Regions from separate parts of the Homo sapiens genome. Here all the other regions are linked to region 3. A link is a contact called in ENCODE Hi-C or POLR2A ChIA-PET data. All regions are on one chromosome and are shown on one strand. The core of a region is the stretch at or near the end of the contact, and the rest is flanking DNA. Distances in the headings are between cores, read along the strand shown. Region 1 has its middle 23 kb from the start of DAPK2. Region 2 overlaps DAPK2 (death associated protein kinase 2). Region 3 overlaps HERC1 (HECT and RLD domain containing E3 ubiquitin protein ligase family member 1).

Evidence for each region. A loop is a pair of places that touch in the nucleus more often than their neighbours do. ChIA-PET counts read pairs that join two places held with the same protein, here RNA polymerase II (POLR2A). Pooled maps may share reads with other maps.
Region 1: a loop to region 3 is called in a map of HepG2, with 26 times the contacts of the local background. The contact joins two enhancer-like sites. A Hi-C loop is called at or near these places in 117 of 168 maps with a recorded cell type or tissue (A673, B cell, CD14-positive monocyte and 67 more), 37 of 37 single-sample maps with no recorded cell type and 50 of 50 pooled maps. POLR2A ChIA-PET finds 5 or more read pairs at or near these places in 9 of 52 experiments (CD4-positive, alpha-beta T cell, CD4-positive, alpha-beta memory T cell, CD8-positive, alpha-beta T cell and 6 more).
Region 2: a loop to region 3 is called in a map of naive thymus-derived CD4-positive, alpha-beta T cell, with 19 times the contacts of the local background. The contact joins two enhancer-like sites. A Hi-C loop is called at or near these places in 9 of 168 maps with a recorded cell type or tissue (B cell, CD4-positive, alpha-beta T cell, CD4-positive, alpha-beta memory T cell and 3 more), 20 of 37 single-sample maps with no recorded cell type and 16 of 50 pooled maps. POLR2A ChIA-PET finds 5 or more read pairs at or near these places in 8 of 52 experiments (CD4-positive, alpha-beta T cell, CD4-positive, alpha-beta memory T cell, CD8-positive, alpha-beta T cell and 5 more).

The regions. Positions count from the first base shown.
Region 1 is chr15:64,068,053-64,071,311 of GRCh38, forward strand. No RefSeq gene overlaps it. Among named protein-coding and RNA genes, the nearest start is that of DAPK2, 23 kb to the left of the region's middle. Within about 2 kb of position 1,584, at least 5 of the 41 ENCODE cell types and tissues checked have a DNase peak (open chromatin) inside an H3K27ac peak, as active enhancers do.
Region 2 is chr15:64,008,354-64,011,636 of GRCh38, forward strand. All of the region lies in intron 2 of DAPK2 (death associated protein kinase 2), which reads right to left. Among named protein-coding and RNA genes, the nearest start is that of DAPK2, 36 kb to the right of the region's middle. RefSeq lists a silencer at 1,409-1,468 and enhancers at 1,839-1,928, 2,786-2,835. Within about 2 kb of position 1,523, at least 16 of the 41 ENCODE cell types and tissues checked have a DNase peak (open chromatin) inside an H3K27ac peak, as active enhancers do.
Region 3 is chr15:63,750,454-63,753,808 of GRCh38, forward strand. It overlaps HERC1 (HECT and RLD domain containing E3 ubiquitin protein ligase family member 1), which reads right to left. Exons shown (of 78, transcript NM_003922.4): 8 at 2,505-2,632. Among named protein-coding and RNA genes, the nearest start is that of HERC1, 82 kb to the right of the region's middle. Within about 2 kb of position 1,843, at least 2 of the 41 ENCODE cell types and tissues checked have a DNase peak (open chromatin) inside an H3K27ac peak, as active enhancers do.

The DNA of each region.
Region 1 (3,259 bases), core at 334-2,833, 320 kb after region 3:
TGTTGGGATTACAGGCGTGAGTCACTGCACCTGGCCTTCTCTATTTTTAACAAACCCTAATAAAGCATTTACTAGGTTCCAGGCGTTGTGCTCAGCACTTTACAAGCATTCCCTTTTTTAGTCCTCATAAGGGCCCCACGAAATAGGTAATTTTATCATCCCCATTTTACAAACGAGGGAACTAAAATACAGAGAAGCTAGGTAACTTGCCCAAAGTCACACAGCTACTAAGTGACTGAGTATTGGATTAGAACAAGATGGCAGTTTGGCACCAGTGTCTGTGCTCTTGACCACATCCTTTGTGAAGAGGATCCAGGGTCTGCATGGTGCTAACAGCACTTGGAGAGAACCTGACAGCCCATACAGCAACATCCTCTCCACATCCAGTACATCTGCCCCAAATAAGTCCATATCAGAACTGGGTTCGCTCATGCCCTATAGGCAGTCTAACCTGAGTCATGGACAACCACCAGTTCAGGCTAAATCCAATGAAGTTTTTTGGAAAAATCTTTACTTGTATTTCATATATACAAAAAGATATCAGAAATAATGTGGCTGAGCACAGCGACTCATGCCTTTAATCCCAGCACTTTGGGAGACCAAAGTGGGAGGATCGCTTGAGCCCAGGAGTTTGAGACCCCCTAGGCAATATAGTGAGACCTCATCTCTACAAGAAATTTAAAAATTAGCTAGCTTTGGTGGCGTGCATCTGTAGTCCCAGCTACCCGGGAGGCTGGGGCGGGTGGATAGCTTGAGCCTGGGAGATAGAGCCATGATCGTGTCACTGCACTCCAGCCCCGGTGACAGAGTGAGACCATGTCCCAGAAAAAAAAAAAAAAAGAGTATTAACAGTAGTGGTGCATCAGTAATGAGTTTGAACCCCAACAATTCACTGGCTTGTTTTCTACCATGGTATTAACACATGCAGAAAACCACCTGGGATATGAGTGCAATGAGACTTTTATAGCAATCCTACCCCTTCCTAGTAAACTGGCCCCCACTAACTACAGTTAATTGTGTCCTGCTGGACACATCTGCAGTTTTGGTAGCAGTTGCTTCATGGTGGAGCTGGGAAAGCTGCTTTTTTTTTTTCCTTTTTTTCTTCCTTTCTTTTATTTTTTTCTTTATTTTTTGAGACAGCATCTCACTCTGTTGCCAAGGCTGGAGTGCAGTGGCGCAATCTTGGCTCACTGCAACCTCCGCCCCCCAGGTTTAAGCAATTCTCTGCCTCAGCCTCCCGAGTAGCTGGGATTACAGGCACGTGACACCATGTCCAGCTAATTTTTGTATTTTTAGTAGAGATGGGGTTTCACCATCTTGGCCAGGCTGGTCTTGAACTCCTGACCTCGTGATCCACCCGCCTCGGCTCCCAGAGTGCTTGGATTACAGGCGTGAGCCGCTGCACCCAACCTAAGCCACCACGCCCGGCCATAAGCTTCTTATTTGTAACGGTCTAAGAAAGCAGTGGATAAATAATTAGTTGAGCGTGGTAGCTCTCATCTGTAGTCCCAGCTTCTTGGGAGGCTGAGGTGGGACAATTGCTTGAGCCCAGTAGTTTGAGGCTGCAGTGAGCCCTGATGGTGCCTTTTCACTCCAGCAGGGGCGACAGAGAGCGACCCTGTCTCAAAAGCAAAAACAAGAAGGTAGTGGCTCCTACTGGGGCTCAGAAAGCAATAACCCAAAATATGGCTCCTTGGTGTGCTGTGAATTAAAGAAGAATAGAAAGCCTCAGAAGCAGCCTCAAAAGCAAAGACTCTCTCTGACCATATCCTGCCCTGCTGTCTCCTGCCCCTTCCTCCTCCAAAGGGAGTCATAGAAAACAGAATCTGTCTTCCCCAAGGGAGGAAATAGAAACCAGAACCTCTTTTCAAAGCAAGCCATACCAGTCTGGGAAACATGGCAAAGTCCCATCTCTACAAAAAAATACAAAAAAAAATTTAGCTGGGCATGGTGGTATGCACCTGTGGTCCCAGCTACTTGGGAAGTTGGGGTGGGAGGATCACTTGAGCCTGAGAGGTTGAGGCTGCAGTGAGCCATGATTGTGCCACTGCACTCCAGCCTGGGCAACAGAGCAAGACCATCTCAAAAACAAAAACAGTAACAACAACAAAAAGCAAACCACAAAACCTAGAAATATTACTCTAACTTTCCCCCGCCTTTCTGTGCATGAGCTGGCCATAAAGAAATTCTCTGACCTGCCTTATCTAACAGTAGGTCATAAGACTGCCCCATACCCAGGAGGAAGGAATGCTACACAGAAAGGCCAAGAAGAATCTGAAGAGATAGTCCTTGCTGGGTTTCCCCACTTAGTCCATTACCATTAGATCGCACTTTTTGTCCAATCACATTTCTACACAATTGTCCACTCTTCGTCAAACCTAAGCAGAAAAATAAGACAGTTTTCCCTGGGTCTTTGGATTCTTCCTATCTGAAGCCTGCTGTGTCACATAAAACTTGGATTGACCACATTTGTTATGCTTTTCTCTTGTTACCCTGTCTTTTGTCACGGGGGTGTTGGCCATGACCTTTATGATGGGTGAGGAAAGGTATCACACCTTCTGCCCCTATACTCCCAAAGTTGTGAACCCTCAGGGCTCTGGGGGGTTATTAAAGGAGGGGGGAGCCCAGTGCTCAGCTAGCATTACTTGTAAAGCAGAGTTATTAACCCGGGGTCCACTGGCTCCTTAGCAAGTCTGTGAATGTCCTGGAGTCACATGCAGTTTCATGTGAGTGCCTTTTTCTCCCTAGGGAGAGGGCCCATTCCACATCTTTTATCTGATTTTCCAATTGGTCTGACTTTTCAGAAAGGATAATCATTCTTGTAAATCAGGAGTTTGCTAATGGCACACAGGCCAAATCCAGCCCAATGCTGGAATTTTGTACAACCCACAAGCTAAGATGGTTTTTATATTTTTAAACGGTTGAAAAAATTAAAAAGGAAAATATTAATTCATGACACATGAAAATTATATGAAATTCAAATTTGTGTCCATAAAGTTTTCTTGGAGTGCAATCATGCTTATTTGTTTACAGACTATCAGCTGCTTTTGTGCTACAAGGGCAGAGTTGAATAGTTACAACAGAGCATATGGCTTGAAAAGCCTAAAATATTGCCTATGTGGCCCTTTTCCAAAAACGTTTCCTAACCCTTGCCAAACATGGACCAGATAACACTACTTCTGACTATATATGTACCTCTATTTTTCACTTCTATGTAGATACCATTATGATTAATAAAGTTTAAATTCATGTTCTAATA
Region 2 (3,283 bases), core at 273-2,772, 260 kb after region 3:
TCCCCATTATAGAGATCAGGAAGTTGAGACTCACAGAGTTACAGTCACAGAGCCAATTTGCCACAGATCTAGAACTTAAAGTCAGATTATCTGAGTCCAGGTGCATTGTATTCTGGGAATTTGGCCTCTAGAGAGACTTCAAATGAAAGAACATAGTTTCATAGACAAGAAAAAGCTGGAAACAAGCTAAGCATTCTCCACTAAGGAACAGCTTTGGCAATCAGATGTTCTGGATGCAATAGACAATTATATAAACATTAAAATAGCAAGTATGAACATCATAAGGGACATGTTTATAAAATAATAAGTGAACATGCACAAATGATATGTATGGTTTGATTCAATTTTTGTATTAGAGAACACAGATGCAAAAGTGCATGAGGATAACAAATAGTTGAGTGAAACTTTTCCTTTTAAAATTTCCTGTGTTTTAAAAGTAAGAAAATGAGAAGAAACACCTGCATAGACATCCCTAACCAACAGAGCAGTGCACTGCTGTCATCCAATCAAGGGTGTACTTGAGGGACAGGCCACAGAGCTGCAGCATCACCAAGGGCCTTACAGATGACAGGGGAGGAAAGGGTAGGATCCCCTTTTCAGTCTGCAAACATAAGACCTCTTTGTTTAAAGGAGGCATAGGAAAGTTGGCCAGAATTTATTGTCACAGCTGATCCTTCCCTCAAGGTGTCCTGGACATGAGGCCCTCCTCTATTTTCACCTCCTGTGCATACCTCCATCATGGGATTCAGCCCATTTTACTGAAATTCTCTATATATTATTCTCCCTTAGTAGACTGTAATTGTCCAGCCTTGTACCCCCAGGCACCAACTACAGTGGATACACAGTAGATCTGCAGTGCATGTTTTCTGAATGGACTTGGGCTAGTATCTCTTCATTACCTGCCATCCTCCTGAGCTAGACTTTTACAGACCAACACTTAGTACAGCTTCCTGATCAGTGTTGCTGTCTTCAGCCCTCCACCCACACACCCAATCCACACCCCACATTCCCCAGTATATTGTCCTACAACGCAGACATCATCATGTTCTCTGCTCAAGATTATTTTCTCCTTCCCATCAAGCCTGAGCTCCTTGGCCAGGCCCCAGGGGCCTTTCACCACCTAGCCTCATTCTACTTGCCCAAATGTACTCTGCTTCCCAGCAGACACACCCCAACACACTCATTTCCACCTCTGGGTTTCTGCTAGCCCTATTTGCCTAAACTAGGAGGTCGTCTGCCTACCCAAATGCTACTCCTGTTTTAAGTTCAAGTTCCAGCTCCTCCTGGAAGTCTTCCCTGACCATGCCACCCCCCAGGAATCCTCACCTTGGAATATGTTAGCTCCTAAAGTTCAGTACACTTAATTGTCTCTTTATGCTCATTTCTTTACTGTGTTTGCCTTTCCCCCCGCCCCTAAATTAGGTTAATCTGTTAAGGGCAGGGCAATGTCTTACACTTCATCTGTGTGACCCACCACACCCACTGTAAGAGAGGCACCTTACAGCAGCTCAAGACTTCGAGGTGGTTAGCACTAAAAATCTGAAACACAGTCATGATGAGTAACGACAAAAGCAGTTTCCAGTGGCACAAAGGCTTGTTCTAGGCAGCCAGCACAGTTGGGCTGTGGGTAAGAGGGTTTGTCAAAGGGCCTTAGAATTGTAAACCTATGCCACTGAAACAAACTGAGTTCTCTGTAGCACCTGATGGTATAAACCAGTGTTTCTCAAAGTGTGACCCGAGACCAGTAAGATCAGGATCATCTGGGAACCTGTCAGAAATGCAAATTATCAGGCCCTAAGCTCAGACCCACAGAGTCAGGAACTCTGGGGGTGGGGCCCAGCATCTGTGGTTTGATAAGCCCTCTGAGGATTCTAATGCCCACCAAAGTTTGAGAACCACGAGTTCTCACGCAACAGGAATATCCTGGTATGCCAGAAGGTTCAGTTTCTTCTATCTCTAAAGACGGCCTATAAATATCATTTTTAACTTATGTCTTTCTGTTTACTACTACTCTCAATAACAATAGTAATAATATAACAACAGTATTGACTGCTTAGTGTCCTCTGCCAACTTTCCCAACTACAGTTTTCAGGAGCAAGAAGTTATCAGCATAGGTATAGGCATGGGGATCCGCATTCTTGGCTTTTTCAATGTGATGATGATCCCTACATTTGTCTCTCAGCCTCAAACCAGTTATTTCTCATCACTCCCAAATCCCAGCTGACCACTTCAGGCAAAGTCCCCACCCGCCTGCCTTAATGTCTTGATTTTCAGAGTTGGCACTTTAATTGTTCTGAGCCCCTACTGCAGTTTTGGTCTCTCATTTGTCTACCCATCCCCACTTCGGAAAACAATGGGTCAGTCTGCTACCAGCTTGGGTTTTATCCCATTCATGAAGACAAGCTTCCCATGGACTCATTCTTCAGCACCTGTCCCAGCTCTGCATGTCAGTGGGTGGGGTGGGTTTGTGTGTAGAACAGCAGCCGAGCTTCCTGTAATCTTGTTTATAAACTGTTGATGCATGTCCTGACCGCATCACAAGAGGGTTCACAGGGAAGCCGTCAGTCTTGGGGCAGAATCTGCAGGGCACCAGCAACCCCATGTGGAGGTGGCTGACTCATTCTGTGGTCTCCTGTCTGGGGACATAGCAACAACACAGACCCAGAGCTACTTGGCAGAGGGCCCCACTCATGGTAGGCACCCAATCTGAACCCTCCAGATTAGCATAAAGGCAGGACAATGGAACAGATAAAGCCATATGCAAAGGATCAGGATCAACAGCTCAGGTTGGAGTGGAAAAAACACAGGTGGAGGATTGGCTGTGCTTGTGGCTTTGCACCCCCAACTACGTGACTTCTGGCACCAAGTCACCTCTTGCCTGTGAGCCTCTTTTCCCTAAAAGTTAGAGAGTAAAGATGATCTCAAGCTGGGCACAGTGGCTCACACCTGTAATCCCAGCATTTTAGGAGGCCGAGGTGGGTGGATCACTGGAGGTCAGGAGTTCCAGACCAGCCTGGCCAACATGATGAAACCCCATCTCTAACTAAAAATACAAAAATTAGCCAGGCATGGTGGCGGGCACCTGTAATCCAAGCTACTCAGGAGGCTGAGGCAGGAGAATCGCTTAAACCCAGGAGGCGGAAGCTGCAGTGAGCCTAGACTCAAAACACTCAAGTGTTTGTGGAAGTGTTTAGGAGAAAAACAACGCTACAGCCTTATACACTCCAGGTTGATGCTTGGATAATGAAAATGTTCTATATCTGTGCTGTCTAATGTGGTAGCT
Region 3 (3,355 bases), core at 593-3,092:
AACCCAAAATCAACAAAATCAAAACAATCAGCAATCTGAATGATTTTTTTTCTTTATCTTCAATAGATTTTGGTAAGATTATATAGATTCTTATCTTCATGCCATCAAATTTGAGAATTTGTTTTTGTCTTGCAATTATTTTAGGAAAGACTGCTGCTGAGAGATTAAACCACTTCAATTAAAAATAAAGAGCACTGTCCGGATGTAGTGGCTTAAGCCTGTAATCCCAGCACGTTGGGAGGCTATGGCAGGAGGATCACCCAAGCTCAGGAGTTCAATACCAGCCTGGACAATGTGGCAAGACCCGATCTCCACAAAAATTTAAAAAAATTGGTCAAGCATTGTGGCACAGGCCTGTGGTCCCAGCTACTCGGGAGCTGGGATGGGGAAGATCTCTTGAGCCCAGGAGGTAGGTCAAGGCTGCAGTGAGCCATGTTTGTGCCACTGTACTCCAGCCTGAGCAAAAGAGTGAGACCCTGAGTTCAAAATAAAATAAAATGAGAACATATATTTGTACTTGTTTCCAGATAACTTACTTAAGTATAGAATGCAACAAGATTCCAGTACATAAGGCATATTTTAGGAGATGTTAGGAACTAAAGATAACGACAGTGAAATAATGTATACTCAAAATCATCACAGAAGATTTCCTAAATCACTCATGAGGTATCATATACACTCATGCACCATTCGGTCAATAGCAGACCACATTATACAACAGTGGTCCCTTAAGATCTAACGGAGTTTTGATGCCAGTATTTTTACTGTAACTTTTCTATGTTTAGATATGTTTAGATACATACTTACCATTATATTACAATTTCTGAAGGTATTCAGTACAGTAACATGCAGTACAGGTTTGTAACCTAGGAGCAATAGGCTATACCATATAGTCTAGGAGCGTAGTAGGCTACACCATCTAGGTTTGTGTGGTACTCTCTACAATGTTCTCACAATAACAAAATGGCCTAATAACACATTTCTCAGAACATATCCCATTAAGTGACACATCACTGTAATACTGTCACTCAGTAAGGCCTACATAGAGTTTTCTCTTGCAGCGTTCCTTCGGTTGAGCACCAGATGAGAAATACTTGGCTTGCCTTTAGAGACTGGACCATACTATATAGTATGGTGGGAAGTCAGTACAGAAGAGGCCTGAAAGTGCTGAGACAGACTGAGGGAAAAGCAAATGTTGATCATTATTTCATGCTCAAGTTTAATGGTAAAGAAAACTATTCTTACCCATTAAAAGTATTTCTGACTTTATTTTTTTCACGCATATATATTTGATTTCATATAACTTAAGGTACTCATAATACAACTATTCTATACAGCAAACAGTTTACAAGTTCTCTTGGAATTCAATGTAATGGATTTATTATTATTATTACTATTATTACTACCACTACCAACTAATAGTTGAATAGTATTGGATAATCTATAGAAACTCTCAATTCTAATGATTATCTTATGTGATCACTTGTATGCAAAGCAGAAATTATTACTCCTTCATAAAAAAAGAAGCACATGATGCTCAAGGGGTGTCTGTTATTTGCCTGTGTGTATACATCAAATACATAAGCATCTTCTAACTTCAATTCATGGATTCTTACTACAAAAACCATAGTGAGAAACACGTAGAAGAGATATTCTTAAGGCAGCAACTAGCTAATGTAATGATGAATAGCTTGAAGATTTTTAGAACACAAGGCATTCTAGTTTCTCAGTGAATAATCAAATTATATGCTGATTTCAGCTTTTCTGCTCCTCTGCCTTGTCAATTAGTCATAAAACACTTTTATACCACTGCCTGACACAAGGTGGCCTCCTATACATGACAGAATAAGTGGCCAGCTCACTTTTTTACTGCCATAACTGATGGATACACAGGGACAAATATTGTCAGTCTATAATTATACCTGGCTCCTCCCTATCCTCAACAAACAAATAGGGTAAGAGTGAAAATACGCATGTAAAAGTTCGAAGCTTATAAGCTATAAAAGTACAAAGCTTATGAGCCTTTATAAAGGCTCATAAAATTCTGACTATCCTAAGCTTGACTTCACACTGTTTCTCAGAAACACCTAACTCTCTCAGAATATTTTCCATACCTAAGTGTTCTCTTTACCCTCCTTTTTGATCACCCTCTTGCCTTCTTAGTTCATATCACTGGCTCCATCAAGATCTAGTTCAGCTTTCCCCGACTATCCATAATGTTTTAGAAAAGGTTTAAGGGAAGCTAAATGCTAAAACATTTTAGAAAGTCAGTTTAATACAAAGAACAGAGGCTCCACTAAGATTTATCTGGGTCACATATGCCAGGTTAGAAAACCTGGTTCCTTCTCAGATACTCTACTTCAAACAGAAGAAGATATTTCATTTTAGCATGTTGCCTAAAAATGTATTTATTTGAACTTTAAAATTTAAATACAAGTATTACTTTTTAGTCACCTAATCCTCTGAAATACTCTAAGTCTTTTATACTCATCCCTTAGTCCTACCTGCCCTGTTGATGTCAAAGCAAGTGAAGACTGGCTCCCAGCACAAACTTTGCGAATGAACATTCCTTGTAAAGCTTCAATAACTTTAGGTTTATACACTCTGTTGGTATCACCATGACCAAGTTTACCTATAAAAACAAACACATTAAACAATTTACTTGTTTTAAAGAACCTCTACTCTTTTTAACACTACTAAAGTTGATAAGGAGCTCTAATGTTTCCATCACTAACCTGGCAGATATGAAAAGCTATGTTTCTGATAGCTGAGGATGTTAACAAACGAGCATTTTTATTACAAGAAAGTTAACAACCACTGATAGCCTTTTATATCTTAATTTCAAGCAATTAAAATCAAGCAATTTAAAATCACTTTAAAAGAAACATAGACAATTATTTTTCTGTCTTTCTCCCCCTTTAATGGCTATATTTCTAACTTCAAATTTGCTGACAAAATATACAGGTACTATATGCGTATAATTTTTCATAAACTTTAAAAAAGAATGTATATGCATATAATTTTTCATAAACTTTTTAAAAAATCAATAGCTCATGAAATTGAAAACTGGACAAATCATTAAAGAAGAAAAACAAATGGCCAATCATCTACAAATCCAACCACACCAGGAATAAAAAAAAGTATAAATTAAATGATACCATTTTCACTATTGAAATTATTTAATTAAATTTAATACATGCTGTTGTTGAAGACTATGGGGAAGTAAGCATTCACACTGCTAGTAGGAGTGACTAATTAAAGTAGACATAGATTTAGTCATTCATTGTGTTGTTAATACTGAAAAAAATTGAAACCATCTAGATACTCAACAATAAGAAACTGGTTTTATAAATTG